Linked DNA regions of Homo sapiens: all the other regions are linked to region 1. The links are chromatin contacts, found by Hi-C or POLR2A ChIA-PET in ENCODE. All regions are on one chromosome and are shown on one strand. Each heading gives the region's core, a stretch centred on a gene start or an enhancer-like site at or near the end of the contact. The rest is flanking DNA. Distances are from core to core; before and after follow the strand shown. Region 1 overlaps PACS2 (phosphofurin acidic cluster sorting protein 2). Region 2 holds the start of TEDC1 (tubulin epsilon and delta complex 1). Region 3 holds the start of TMEM121 (transmembrane protein 121). Region 4 overlaps BRF1 (BRF1 general transcription factor IIIB subunit).

Region 1 (3,135 bases), core at 455-2,954:
ACCTGAGGTAGGGAGTTCGAGACCACCCTAGCCAACATGGCAAAACCCCATCTCTACAAAAATACAAAAATTAGCCGGGCTCACTGTCACCTCCACCTCCTGGGTTCAAGCAATCCTCCTGCCTCAGCCTCCCGAAGAGCTGGGATTGCTTGTGAACTCTGAGTTTCCCCTATCTTTTTAAATAGAAGAGCAAAATAGCCTTGACTCAGTAAGTGTTTTTTTGCCCTCGTTATTATATTCTCTCTTTTTTTTGAGATGGAGTCTCACTCTGTCCCCCAGGCTGGAGTGCTATGGCATGATCTCAGCTCACTGCAACCAACCTCCACCTCCCGGGTTCAAGCGATTCTCCTGCCACCTACCTCGGCCTCCCGAAGTGCTGGGATTACAGGCATGAGCCACCACACCCGGCCTTATATTCTCTTTATCATAGATAAGGAATGAAAAACTAGGCTGGGCATGGTGTCCCACGCCTGTAATCCCAGCACTTTGAGAGGCCGAGGCAGGCAGATCATGCAGTCAGGAGTTCGAGACCAGCCTGGCCGACATGGTGAAACCCCGTCTCAACTAAAGATACGAAAAATAGCCGGGCGTGGTGGCACATGCCTGTAATCCCAGCTGCTCGGGAGGCTGAAGCAGGAGAATCGCTTGAACTCGGGAGGTGGAGGTTGCAGTGAGCCAAGACTGCACCAGCCTGGGTGACAAGGAGAGACTCCATCTCAAAAACAAACAAACAAACAAAAAACAAAGAAAAAACAAAGAAAAACTCAACCTAATAAACAAATACAAATCTTCTAATCATTTAAGAATAAACCATAATCAACAGAAGATCTGCAGTAACGCAGGACACTGATGGCAATGATGAGACAAATGCTCTCACCCCAGGGGACAGTGATGAGGGGGCCCATCACCCCAGGGGACAGTGATGAGGGGGGGCCGTCACCCCAGGGGACAGTGATGAGGGGGGGCCATCACCCCAGGGGACAGTGATGAGGGCGCCCGTCTCCCCAGGGGACAGTGACGAGGGGGCCCATCACCCCAGGGGACAGTGATGGGGGGGCCCGTCACCCCAGGGGACAGCGATGGGGGTGCCCGTCTCCCCAGGGGACAGTGATGAGGGGGTGCCCATCACCCCAGGGGACAGTGATTGGGGGGGCCCGTCACCCCAGGGGACAGTGATGGGGGTGCCCGTCTCCCCAGGGGACAGTGATGAGGGGGTGCCCGTCACCCCAGGGGACAGTGATGGGGGGGGCCTGTCACCCCAGGGGACAGTGATGGGGGTGCCCGTCTCCCCAGGGGACAGTGATGGGGGTGCCCGTCTCCCCAGGGGACAGTGATGAGGGGGCCCGTCACCCCAGGGGACAGTGATGAGGGGTGCCCGTCTCCCCAGGGGACACTGATGAGGGGGGCCCATCTCCCCAGGGGACAGTGATGAGGGGGCCCGTCACCCCAGGGGACAGTGATGAGGCGTGCCCGTCTCCCCAGGGGACACTGATGGGGGGGCCCGTCTCCCCAGGGGACAGTGATGGGGGGGCCCGTCTCCCCAGGGAACAGTGATGGGGAGGGCCTGTCTCCCCAGGGTACAGTGATGGGGGTGCCCGTCACCCCAGGGGATAGTGATGGGGGGGCCCGTCACCCCAGGGGACAGGGATGACGGGGCCCGTCGCCCCAGGGGACGGTGATGAGGGGTGCCCGTCTCCCCAGGGGACGGTGATGAGGCGTGCCCGTCTCCCCAGGGGACACTGATGAGGGGGGCCCATCACCCCAGGGGACAGTGATGAGGGGGGCCCGTCTCCCCAGGGGACAGTGATGAGGGGGGCCCGTCTCCCCAGGGGACAGTGATGAGGGTGTCGTCACCACTGGTGAAAGACTCACCTGCAAGGAGAAGGTCAGGGCCAGGTCTGTCTCCACTTGTCCACTGGGGGGCAGCACAATCTCATGGGACCGCAGGATTCGTTTGGAGCCCTGTGATTAAGCAAGACCTGTTCTAGCTCAAAGGACTGCATATCAGCAGGAAACCAGGCAAAGACACCGTGACTCCTGCACTCTAAAACTGGCAGGATTGCAGCCCTGCAGTCTGGGGGTGGTAGGCACAGGCTGGGGTAATTCTCAGAGGTGCCCTGGCATCTTTCCCAAGAACCTTAAAAACATGGAGACCCTTCGGCCCACAGGTTCCACCTCCAGGAATCTGCCCTAAGACATGAGAGAGAAACCAGGAGCGGCTCCTGCTGAAGTTAACGCGATCACAAAACAGATTCCACGGCCAGGTGCAGCAGCACCTGACTGCGCTGCCCAAGTCTGTCTGGCAGAACAAATCTGGAGGCACCAAGCCTCTTCTGGTTTTGGTTTTGAGAGACAGGTCTCGCTGTGTTGCTCAGGCTGGACTTGAGCTCCCGGGCTCAAGCAATCCTCCTGCCTCAGCCTCCTAAGTAGCTCAGCCTTACAGGCATGTGCCTCCATGCTTGGCTTAAAGCATTTTTTTATTTTTTGTTTTTATTTTTTGAGACAGGGTCTCTGTCACCCAGGCTGTGGGGCAGTGGCTCGATCTCAACTCACTACAGCCTTGACCTCCTAGGCTCAGGCAATCCTCCAGCCTCAGCCTCCCTAGCACCTGGGACTACAGGCATGTACCACCACAAAAAAATATACAATAATTTTTGTATTTTGTTAAGAGACAAGGATTAGTCATGTTGCCCAGACTGGTCTCCAACTCCTGAGTTCAAGCAATCCACCCTCCTCGGCCTCCCACAGTGCTGGGATTAGGCATGAGCCACTGCACCTGGCCTAAAGCATTTTCTAAAAAGAAGAATGATCAGGCCTGACTGGTCCTCTCAGAAAGTAAAACATACAGAGATACAATACTTAAAATACGGAGATGCTGTCACAAAAATGAGGGTAGTAGAAGCCTAGATGTAGGTGCAGGAAATGCATGAGCACCTGAAAACACAGTTCATACCCAGTGAGCTTCAGGCCAGCAGGAGACATCACACGCACCTGCTAAATGGATAACGAGTCATTTGCGTGAAAGACAACAGGACCCCAACCGCAAACTTTATATCAAAATAGATTCCTAATGGATTGAACGTGCTTATCGCAGTGCTGTTTTAAATGGGACCATCCCAACAAGGATGAGCTTGG
Region 2 (3,595 bases), core at 921-3,420, 140 kb before region 1:
AAGGTGGCACAGAGGGTCACAGGTAGGCACATAAGTAAGCGGAGCAGCTGGTGCCAAGGCCAGGCCCGACGGGGTGAGAGGTCCCTGGAAAGGCCAGCTGAGCAACAGACCCTCTGCAAGGGTGGGATGGGGGGGTCTCCAAGGAGTCCCGCGCTGGTGGGAGCCCGCCGCTGCCACAGACCCACCTGTCAGCGCTGGCCTCACAGTGGACACACCACTGGGTACCTGTGCCCCTGAGCCAGCCCCTGCCACCTTCAGGACCCCACAGGAGCTGTCCACCCCGCAAGTCAGCCCCCACCAGGATGTGGTGGCAACAGGAGCTGTCTTCCTCCCCCTCCAGTGCCCAGGAGGGAGTGGCTTTCATGGCACAGACCCCATCCCACTGTTCACAGAGCTGGAAGTCCACTGGTAACTTTTGGGAACAGAAAGGCAAATTCTGTGAGCTCTCTGACACCCGTTTCTGCCCACCATTGCCCACCCCACTGGGCTCCCTGCCCAGCCCTGCCCCCTACAAGGACCACCGGGAACCACGGGCTCAGGCTTTGGGTAAGCCAGGGCAGGAAGGCCCACATCCAGCCAAAAGCCTGTGCCAGGCCTCACGGGACGGGCTGCAGGGACTGGCAGCTGGCGGCCTGCAGCACGGGACACAGCCCCTGAGTGGAAGCCCTGTGCCAGCTCTACCTTGCTCAGGAGGGCGCACTGCTCCTGCTGACTGGACACCAGCTGGCGCCACCGGAACCGCAGCTTTCCCATCAGCCACTGCACATGGCGGACATCCACAGGACCCTCTGCTTCCATGTGGGGTGCAGGTGGGCCAGGGCTGGCCAGGGCCTCACACTGGAGAGGGGCAAGGGTCAGGCCCTGCTCCCACCCCACCCTGCCCCCCAGAAAAGGCCAGGATGGAGACGGTAGTGGAGGCACAGCCAAAAACAACGGGTGCTCCCTGCACAGGGAGCCTCCGTGCTTTCAGCTGGGCAGCTGGGTAACCCTTCATGGGACTGCCCTGAGGAGCAAAGCAGACAGAGGGGGCTGACCCAGGCCTGCCCTTGCTCTGGCCCCAGGAGTTGAGACCAGGGCTGGCTCAGCTCACCCTCACCCACACGCACCTGGCACACAGTCATCTCGTCACCCAGAGGCACTCGGGCCTGGGCCAGCATCTGCTCGGGCACAGGTCCTCGGGCCAAGAGCCAGGACAGAGCCAGCAGCAGCTCCCGACTGCCCTGCGAGCCATCCTCAGGTAGTTGTGCCAGTGCCAGCCTCGGGTAGCCCTGGGAGCATAGTGCTGACTTCACCAAGCGGGCTTGGACCTCTAGGACAGAAGACCACCACCTTAGGGGGACCACCCACCTGGAGGTGACACCACCTGGATCCCTCCAGAGACCCCCACAGGTCACTTGAGCAGAAGCTCAAGGCCTAGTTCAGAAGAGATGATAGTGGGAGAGCTAGAACTCAGACCAGGATGAGGAGACCAGGGGCCAACAGGGACGTCCCCAGGGCTTTGTAGGAGCAGAAGCCAGTGCTACCCAAGGGGGTGGAGCTAGGGCCCATCAGGGGGCGTGGCTTACCGGGGAAGGCGGAGTTTTGAGGAGCAAGCGGGGTCAGTGTTGGGTGGGGGCTAGAGCCTGCCGGGGCGGGGCTTACTGGGGAAGGCGGGGCTTTACAGGAGTAGGCGGGGCCAGTGCTACCGGGTGGGCGGGGCCAGGAGCGGGGCTTACCCAGGGCGAGCGATGCCAAGGCGTTGCCCGCAGGGAGTGGCGAGAGCACACGGAAGAGGAGCTGCCAGAGCGCGGAGGTCTGCGGAAAATAAAAAGCGGGCGGTCAGCGGAGCCGGCCCAACTCCCTGCGAGGGCCCGGGACCCCACCCGGCCCGCCTGCCCTCCGCGAGAGCGTCACCGCCTCCGGACGGTCGAACTTGGCGCGGCGGAAGATCTCGGGGCTGGGTCCCGAGGGCAGCGACCGACTCAACGCGGCGATGGCCTCAGGCAGGGCCCCGGCCCGGGCCCCAGCCGCGGGGTCCACCCGCTGCCGCCGCCTCCCCATGCAGCCAGCACCAGCCTCTTTCGGATCGCCCGCCTCCGCCGCGGCCCGGGGCCTGCGTCCAATCACCGCACGGGCCGGGTTTAGTGCGGCGGCTGGGACCTGCGCCCAGTTACCGCTCCGGCTGGAACCTGAGCCCAATCATGGCACGGGCCGGGTCCAGCGCCCAATCACCGCGCCGGCTGGGACCTGCGCCCAATCACCGCGCTGGCCGAGACCTGTACCCAATCACCGCGCTCCCGAGACCTGTACCCAATCACCGCGCTGGCCGGACATGCATCCAATCACTGCGTCGGCAGGGTCCCGCCTTCGTGTCCAAGCCCAATGAACGGTTCCCCTGGAGTTTGAGTGTAGTCTATTCTGTCTCGTGCGGACCCACTTCCGGGCTCCTGGCAGGGCTGTTGATATGGAGAACACCGCAGAGTCCGCCCTTGCAGGCTCAATCGTCACGACACCCGACACCCCGCCTCGCTCAGACCCCACCCATCAGCGCCTCACGCCCCTTGGCAACCTAGCAACCGCCGGGCGGGAGCGCGCAGACTCCGGAAGGCGCCCTGTGGGGCCGCTTACGCAGTCGGAGCGGACGAGCCTCGCCCCATCGCGCCGCCTTCCAGGCTGGGCCGCCAGGAGGCGCCCAGAGCCCGCCGCGCCGCACAGCGCAGACCCCAGCGCGGCCGGCCCCTGGCCCCTGGCGCGAAGTCCCGGGCAGCTCCCCCGCCCCGAACGCGCAGCCGGAGCCCGCGGCAGCCTCCTCAGGCGCTCCCGATCCTCGCCCGCCCGCGGCAGCGCTTCCCTCTGCCGCCGCCACGGAGCAGCCCCGGAGGAAGCCGGCGCATGGAAGCAGCTGCTGCCCGGGCGCCGCTGAGCCGGGCCCGCCTGCACGGGCGGCCCCGAAAGACGCGGGCCGGGAGGAACGTGGGGCTGTCTGCGGGGATGGAAGGTCGGGCTGGCTTCTGGCCAGCGGCGCCTCCGGGCATTCGTGAAGACCCCGGGCAGCGTGTCACCGGGGCTGTTCCCGCGATGCCCCTGCACCTCCCGGGGCTGCGAGGACGGCGGGAGAGGGAAACTCAGTCCTCCCTGGACCCCCAGCCCTGGCTGGACACGCCCACGAGAGGCGCAGCCCGAGGGGTCCCGGCCCCACCTTTCTTCTCGGCCTCCTTCGCCCCCGACCTCCTCTTCCAGGCGGCCCTCCCGGCCCCGCCTCGGGGCCCCCCCCCCAGCAAGCCCCTCCTCTCCCTCCCCGCACGCCCTCCGTCCTTCCCCGCCCGCAGCCTCCTTCCCTCCGGCGCATCGCGATCTCCTTCACGGCGCCAGTAGGAGGACTGCGCTCCTCACCCCGCCCACGCGGGTTTCTTGAAGCTAAGGGGCCTCCTCCTCGGAGCGCCTACTGCACCTGCCGAGCTACAGGGCGGCGGGAGCCAGGGGGATGGGAGCAGGAGGTGGGGAACCGCGGCGCCACAGAACTTGGCAGGAGGCGTGGGGGAGATGGCGGAGCAGCTCTGCGGCCTTGTTCAGCGCTCTCCCAACCCCCGAGCTTGCGGATTTTTCTCTGCACCAG
Region 3 (3,330 bases), core at 397-2,896, 170 kb before region 1:
GACCGAGAGCCACCCAGGTCCCGATGCATCCGTCCCACAAGCCTCTCCGAGCCTCCCCGCCCCTGCCCGGCAGCCCCCACGCCCCTCCTCCCTGCACGGGCAGGCTCGGTCTCCCCTCCTGTCCACCATCCTGGGCGCGTGGCCACTGCCTGCCCTGCTCCCCATGGCTCCGCATTGCCTTGGCGAGGTGTTGTCCCCCACCCTCTGCCCCGGCAGAGCCACCCTGCTTTGCTCCTCTGCGCCAGGGCGATGCCTGTGGCTGCCCTCGAATCTCGGGAAGCCCGTCCACCAAGGCCCGTCGGGCTTCCACAGGCCCCTGCACCTCTGTCACACACCTGGCACTGGTCCTCATGGCCGTGCTGTCGGAGTCCCCGCACCTGGGCCTGTGCACACCTGGGTGACAATGGAGGCCCGCACACCCGCACCCACCCCAAAGTCACTGACAGGCTTACTCCCAGCCAGCCCCTCACCCCCTCCACAGCCCCAGGCCTGGGGCTCCGTTTACTGCCGTGTCTAGACAAAGGCATAAAATTTAATGTCCCCGTGACAGTCGGGCGCTCGGACTGCCCTGGTGACACCGCAGGCCCCACCGATCCGGGAAAGCGTTGAACTCTGCACTCCCACCCCTGCCCCCACCCAGCACCCGCCGCCCAGGATCCCCACAGCCACACACAGGACACCCCCACCCCTCGGAGCTCTGACAGGTCGCGAGGAGGGTGCCTTGAGGGTCCTCAGCCCATGCCCCTGCCTCCAAGCCTCCCCGCGCTCTGGGTCCCACCGGGACACTCACCCGGTTTTCACGTCCACTGGATCTACACGTCTGACCCAGGAAGCCCTCTCTGGGCCCATTCCAGGCCCACCTGGGCCTCCCCTAGCTGCAGCCGCAGCCTGAGAATTTCCTCCCTCTCCGCGCGTGGCGGGGCCAAATAAATAGCGGGGGAGCCACGGCGCCGCTCACCCTTTCCGGCCGTGCCTCCAGCCCCTCCGCCCCACTACGCTGTCGCTCGATCCTCAGTCACTTGGCAGATGCGGGCCGAGGGGCTCTGCGCTGGCGAAGGGACGGACTCCAGCCCCTAGCGGAGCCCCTACCCCGGCAAGCCAGAGCCCGGCCCGGCCACCTCTCCGTAGGGACCTGGCCCCAGGCCCACCTGTCCTGGGTCTCCTGGGCCCCGGCCGAGGCCCCTCCTCCCCCCACGCCCCGCGGCTCAGACCTGGCACAGACTCTGGGGCCTCCAGGCCCTTCACTGCCCGGGCCCCGCAAGGACCCTCGCCCCATAACCACCCCTCGGAGCCCCCGGGAGGAGGGGCGGGAGGGGGCTGCTGTGCTCCCGCCGCGGGCCGGTGCAGAGCTTGGGCCGCTCCCAGCAGGCTGCGTCTCTGCTTGTCCCCCCGAGGCTTCCCCACGCAGGGCCGGGTCCCCGTCACCCCGCCGGCCCCAGGCCTCACCCCTGCCGCATCGGCCCCCGCCCCACCCCACAGTCCCCACGGCCCAGAGGTGCAGGGTCGCCCAGGCCCGCCGCCCCCTCCGCGGACGCAGCCGCGCACCCAGCCAGTCCCGCCCGCGCCCGCGCCTACCCCGCCGCCCGCAGATGCTGCGCCGCTCCCGGGCCCGCCCGCCCAGCCTCTGCCGCCACTGCCGGGGCCGCGCCGGCTCCTCCCGCCGCGCCCCTCCCCCGCCCGCGCGGCACCGCCCCCGACCCAGAGGCCCCGCCCCGCGCCCCTCGGCCCGCGAGCCCCGCCGGACCTGGGGACCTGGGAGCGCGGGGGTGCCGGTGCCCCGCCCCCTCCGCAGCGCCGGTTGCCACGGCGACAGCACCGCGCGGCGGCGCGCAGGACTGGTGGCTCTGGGGAGCGGGGCGCCCTCGCGCACCCCCAGGCGCGGAGTCCCGTCTCCACCCTCCTCACCCACCGCCCAGAATCCCAGGGTCCCGCCCAGTGCCCCCCGCGCCCTGAAACTCCGCTGCCGCCCCCTAGAGCGACCCCACTCAGCCGGACAGGCGCCCACCGGCCCAGGAGCTGACAGGGATGTAGGCGCGGGGCTGGCCTGGCCGCCGGGGCCCTCCGCGCCACCCTCTGTCCTCTTTGGGGAGAAACCCAGCCTTCCCAGGTTTCTTCTCAGGGCAGAGGAAAGGAATGATGAGCGGCCCCCACCTTCTTCTCCAGCCCGTCCAGGAGGCAAGCTAGGGTTTGGGGACTTGGGCTTCATTTTGTCACTGAGGTGGCACTAAGCCCCTCCCCCCACATCCTGTCCATCCCGTGTGAGCCAGAGAAGAACCCGAGGGCACCTTCTGCCTGCCTGCCCTCCTTCCCAGAACTGCTGTGACTTCCCTCTGACATAGGAGGAGACTGAGGGTCAGAGAGGTAAAGGGACACCAGATTTGGTGGAAAGACCAGAATTTGAGGCACCACCCAACTGGTAGTGAACTTCCAGATTCTCTTCCCGTATCCCCGGGCCTGGACTCAACACGGCCTGAAAGCCAGAAGAGGACAGAGAGCTCCAGAAGTTCTCTAGTCCTGGCACAAGGGGAGGAAAGAAAAAGGTCGCCTAATGCTCCCAGGGTGCAGGAGAATGCCCGGGGGGATGTTAGGGTTTGGGAGGATGGGGTTTTTTGGTAGTGGTTGTTTTTTTACTCTTCTCCATTCTCTGATGCCCCAGCCCCTAGGTATCCCACCAAAGCCATGACCAAGGCATAGGGTTTACAAGCACCTAAAACGCTGAGGCAGAAGAGCCTTCCTTTCCAGCCCCAGGAGATGTGGTCCCCTGTCGCTGGAGAGATGGTGGGCAGGGAGAAGCAGTAGAAAGCAATCCATGGGCTGGGCGTGGTGGCTCACACCTGTAATTCCAGCACTTTGGGAGGCCGATGTGGGCGGATTACCTGAGGTCGGGAGTTCGAGACCAGCCTGGCCAACATGGTGAAACCCCCATCTCTACTAAAAATATAAAAATTAGCCGGGCGTGGTGGCACACACCTGTAATCCCAGCTACTCGGGAGGCTGAAGCAGGAGAATTGCTTGAGTCCGGGAGATGGAGGTTGCAGTGAGCCGAGATCTTGCCACTGCACTCCAGCCTGGGCAACAGAGTGAGACTCTGTCTCAAAAAAAAAAAAAAAAAAAAAGCAACCCCAGGAAGTTGTGCAAGCCATACATGATGTACAAGTCTAAACCCTCATTCACATCCCAAAGGCTGAGAACTGAACAAAAGGACAGCCCACTGCCCACGTCCCACACTGGCCACTGGGCAGTGCATACGAAGGACAGATCTGAGTCCCACTGCAAAGGCTTTGAAAACAAAACCGACATGGAAGGCAGGACCCACAGGAGCCTATTTGA
Region 4 (3,469 bases), core at 259-2,758, 130 kb after region 1:
ACCCCTCCGGGACTCAGTGCTAGCCAGGAATCTTGTATTGGAACACATTCAGAAGAAAGCAGTCTAAGACTAGGGAGTGGGTCAAGCATGGTGGTTCATGCCTGTAATCGCAGCACTTTGGGAGGCAAATACAGGAGGACTGCTTGAGCAGAGTTCAAGACCAGCCTGGTCAGCATAGTGAGACCCCATCTCTACAAAAAATAAAAAAATTAGCTGGGCATGGGAGTGTGCACCTGTAGTCCCAGCTCCTCGGGAGGCTGAGGCCGGAGGATCACTTGAACCCAGGAGTTCGATGTGCAGTGAGCTATGATTGCACCACTGTATTCCAGCCTGGGCAGCAGAGCCAGACCCTGTCCCCAGTATACACACACACAAAATCCAGAGTGGGATGTTTTAAGATGAGTTTTGCCAACCTTAAAGGAAGAAGCAGAGGCAAAAGTAATCTACATAATTTATTTGGGTCAAGCTTGAGGATTGCAGCCAGGGTGGACATATCCCATTGCCTTGAATATACACTCTGGTGAGCAGCAGTTACACATGGACTTTTTCTTTTTTTGGAGACAGGCTCACTCTGTCACCCAGGCTGGAGTGCAGTTGCATAATCTCAGCTCACCACAACCTCTACCCTGTAGTTTGAAGCAATTCTCCTGCCTCACCCTCCTGAGTAGTTGGGACTACAGGCATGCGCCACCACGCCCAGCTAATTTTTGTATTTTTTGTAGAAACGGGGTTTCGCCACGTTGGCCAGGCTGATCTCGAACTCCTGACCTCAAGTGATCTGTCCACCTTGGCCCGCCAAAGTGCGGGATTACAGGAGTGAGCCAGCCTCAGCTACAGATGGATTTTTAAAGGCAAAAAGGGACAGTGATTGGATAGATACAAAGTTGTCTGTTGGGAATTCTCATTGGCTTACAATAGTAACGTTCATTCGTGATTGGCTGTACATCGTTAAACTATTGGGTGCGGCATTATTGGGTTAGTTTAGAGCTACTTGTGGCAACAGCAAGTGGTTTCAAGAAATGAACACGTAGCTCAAGGAGGAGGAGTCACATTCCTCCCGTGAAAGTTCTTTTCTCAGTCTTTTAAATTTACCATTGGGTGATTTTTAACAGCCTTATTGAGGTGTGATTGCCGTATGAAAACTGCTCATATTTAAAATGTGCCCTTTGATTTCTGAACTTTGATGTCTGCACACACCTGTGAAGCCATAGTGACAACCAAGAAGACCCACAGATCTGTGGCTCCCACGGGGTCCACAGGCCCTTGGTCACCACCCCCCCTCCTGCCCCAGGCCACCAGTGAGCTACTTTTTTCACGATAAATTAGTTGTATTCTGTAGAATTCCGTAGGAGTAGGATCACATAGTATATGTTTTTCCCTTCGGCTTTTTTCACAGTGTAATTATGTTGAGTCACGCATCAATGGTTTGCTCATTTGTGTTGTGGCGTGGCAGTCGGTAGTCCTTCAGCACGCTGAGGGTGTGTGTTGAGTCACGCATCAATGGTTTGTTCGTTTGTATTGTGTGGCAGTCGGTAGTCCTTCAGCACGCTGAGGGTGTGTAGCCATTCATCTGTTAGAGGACATTGCACGTTTGAGGCTGTTTCAGATGCGCTCGTGAACACTCGTGTACAAGTCCTTGTGTGGACGTTGATTTCCTTTTGGGTCAATTGCTGAGGAGTGAAATTGCTGGGTTATGTGAAAGGCAAGTGTGTATGTCTTTTTTTGTTGTTTTTGAGACGGTCTTACTCTGTCACCCAGAGTGGAGTGCAATAGTTCCATCATAGCTCACTGCAGTGTCAACCTCCTGGGCTCAAGCAACCCTCCCATCTCAGCCTCCCAAGTAGCTGGGACTGCAGGCGGGCACCACCACACCCAGATAATTTTTACATTTCTTCATAGAGACAGGATCTTGCTGTGTTGCCCAGGCTGGTCTGGAACTCCTGAGCCCAAGTGGGCGGCCACGAACTGCCTGTCTTTAAGAAATGATCAGGTTGTCAGCCAGGCGCAGAGCCTCACGCCTGTAATCCCAGCACTTTGGGAGGCTGAGGTGGGCAGATCACAAGGTCAGGAGATCAAGACCATCCTGGCTAACACAGTGAAACCCCGTCTCTTCTAAAAATACAAAAAATTAGCCGGGTGTGGTGGCGGGCGCCTGTAGTCCCAGCTACTCAGGAGGCTGAGGCAGGAGAATGGCGTGAACCCGGGAGGCGGAGCTTGCAGTGAGCCGAGATCGCGTCACTGCACTCCAGCCTGGGCGACAGAGCGAGACTCCGTCTCAAAAAAAAAAAAAGAACTGATCAGGTTGTCTCCAAAGGGTTAGCACCATGCGTGGAAGTGCAAGGGAGCGTGTTCCCCCTGTCTGGGAAGTGCGGCCTGGTTTTCTTTTCAGGGCTAGACATTCTGATGGTTGTGAAGGAGGAGCTTGGGGTGGTTTCATTTGCATTTCCTTCAGGACTGGAGGTCTTTGTATATGTTCATTTACACCAATATGTCGTCTTCGCCGGAGTGTTCAGATCTTTTTCCATTTTTTAATTGGGTTGTGTTTTCTTGTGAAGTTTTGGGAATTCTTCATCTGTTCTAGATTTAAGTCCTTTATCAGTTACGAGATTTGCAGATAAGCCTGTGGGCTGTCTTCATTGTCTTAACGATGTCTTTCAAAGGGCAGTTCTTAATTTTTTGGAAATCCGTTTTATCAGTGTTTTATGGATTCTGCTTTTAGAACCATTAGAAATGTTTGCCTTATCCAAGGTCACAAAGTTTTTCTTTTACGTTTTTGTCTGAAATGTCTGTACTTTAACTCTCCCCCTAGGTCTGTGATCTGCTTTGAGCTAACTTCCGCGTGCAGTGCGAGGTGTGGGCTGAGGCTCGTTCTTTGGCACCTGACCGCCAGGCACCGTGCACTGACAGCCGTTCTATGGGTTACCTGGCAGCTTGGTAGCATTGTTTTTTGTCACAAAAGCGGGCACCCTGGCCCTCTGCCTGGTTAACAGGTGGATTGTGTACACCTAGGCTCCACCGAGGACACCGCGTCCAGCTTGTGTGGCGAGGAGGACACAGAGGACGAGGAGCTGGAAGCCGCGGCCAGCCACCTGAACAAAGACTTATACCGGGAGCTCCTTGGTGGTGCCCCCGGCAGCTCGGAAGCAGCAGGAAGCCCCGAGTGGGGCGGCAGACCTCCGGCCCTGGGGTCCCTGCTGGACCCCCTCCCCACTGCAGCCAGCCTGGGCATCTCAGACTCCATCCGCGAATGCATCTCCTCTCAGAGCAGCGACCCCAGTGAGTTCTGATGGGGCCCTGGGGGACGCTGAGGTCATCGGGAGATCTTTCAGGCGTGTGCCTCTCATGGGGAGAGCCGGATGCTGCCATCCTCTGTCGGGAGGTGTGGTGGTCTCGGGCGGTGGGCTTGGGTGGTGGCACCACCAGTCCCCCCAATGGGGCTGTGTGGGCGTCAGTGGTCCTGGCGTGAAGA

The links. A loop is a pair of places that touch in the nucleus more often than their neighbours do. ChIA-PET counts read pairs that join two places held with the same protein, here RNA polymerase II (POLR2A). Pooled maps may share reads with other maps.
Region 2: a map with no recorded cell type shows a loop between it and region 1 (5-fold over the local background). The contact joins the promoter of TEDC1 here to the enhancer-like site in region 1. A Hi-C loop is called at or near these places in 5 of 168 maps with a recorded cell type or tissue (body of pancreas, head of caudate nucleus, ovary and 2 more), 1 of 37 single-sample maps with no recorded cell type and 10 of 50 pooled maps. POLR2A ChIA-PET finds 5 or more read pairs at or near these places in 4 of 52 experiments (AG04449, CD4-positive, alpha-beta memory T cell, CD8-positive, alpha-beta memory T cell and 1 more).
Region 3: a pooled map shows a loop between it and region 1 (5-fold over the local background). The contact joins the promoter of TMEM121 here to the enhancer-like site in region 1. A Hi-C loop is called at or near these places in 6 of 168 maps with a recorded cell type or tissue (dorsolateral prefrontal cortex, esophagus squamous epithelium, heart right ventricle and 3 more) and 7 of 50 pooled maps.
Region 4: a loop to region 1 is called in a pooled map, with 2.9 times the contacts of the local background. The contact joins two enhancer-like sites. A Hi-C loop is called at or near these places in 2 of 168 maps with a recorded cell type or tissue (K562 and breast epithelium) and 4 of 50 pooled maps. POLR2A ChIA-PET finds 5 or more read pairs at or near these places in 1 of 52 experiments (GM10248).

Annotation. Positions count from the first base shown.
Region 1 is chr14:105,351,205-105,354,339 of GRCh38, reverse strand. PACS2 (phosphofurin acidic cluster sorting protein 2) reads right to left here. Exons shown (of 25, transcript NM_001100913.3): 3 at 1,873-1,962. Among named protein-coding and RNA genes, the nearest start is that of PACS2, 38 kb to the right of the region's middle. RefSeq lists an enhancer at 1,088-1,617. Within about 2 kb of position 1,704, at least 3 of the 41 ENCODE cell types and tissues checked have a DNase peak (open chromatin) inside an H3K27ac peak, as active enhancers do; they include body of pancreas, where a contact is called at or near this core.
Region 2 is chr14:105,489,821-105,493,415 of GRCh38, reverse strand. TEDC1 (tubulin epsilon and delta complex 1) reads right to left here and starts at 2,170. Exons shown (of 9, transcript NM_001367178.1): 1 at 1,894-2,170; 2 at 1,716-1,794; 3 at 1,107-1,309; 4 at 682-837. The coding sequence starts at 2,040. RefSeq lists enhancers at 1,347-2,090, 2,265-2,514, 2,091-2,834 and silencers at 1,845-2,214, 2,605-3,234, 3,245-3,294, 3,425-3,554.
Region 3 is chr14:105,524,899-105,528,228 of GRCh38, reverse strand. TMEM121 (transmembrane protein 121) reads right to left here and starts at 1,646. Exons shown (of 2, transcript NM_025268.4): 1 at 1,576-1,646.
Region 4 is chr14:105,221,455-105,224,923 of GRCh38, reverse strand. BRF1 (BRF1 general transcription factor IIIB subunit) reads left to right here. Exons shown (of 18, transcript NM_001519.4): 11 at 3,010-3,276. Among named protein-coding and RNA genes, the nearest start is that of BTBD6, 25 kb to the left of the region's middle. Within about 2 kb of position 1,508, at least 2 of the 41 ENCODE cell types and tissues checked have a DNase peak (open chromatin) inside an H3K27ac peak, as active enhancers do.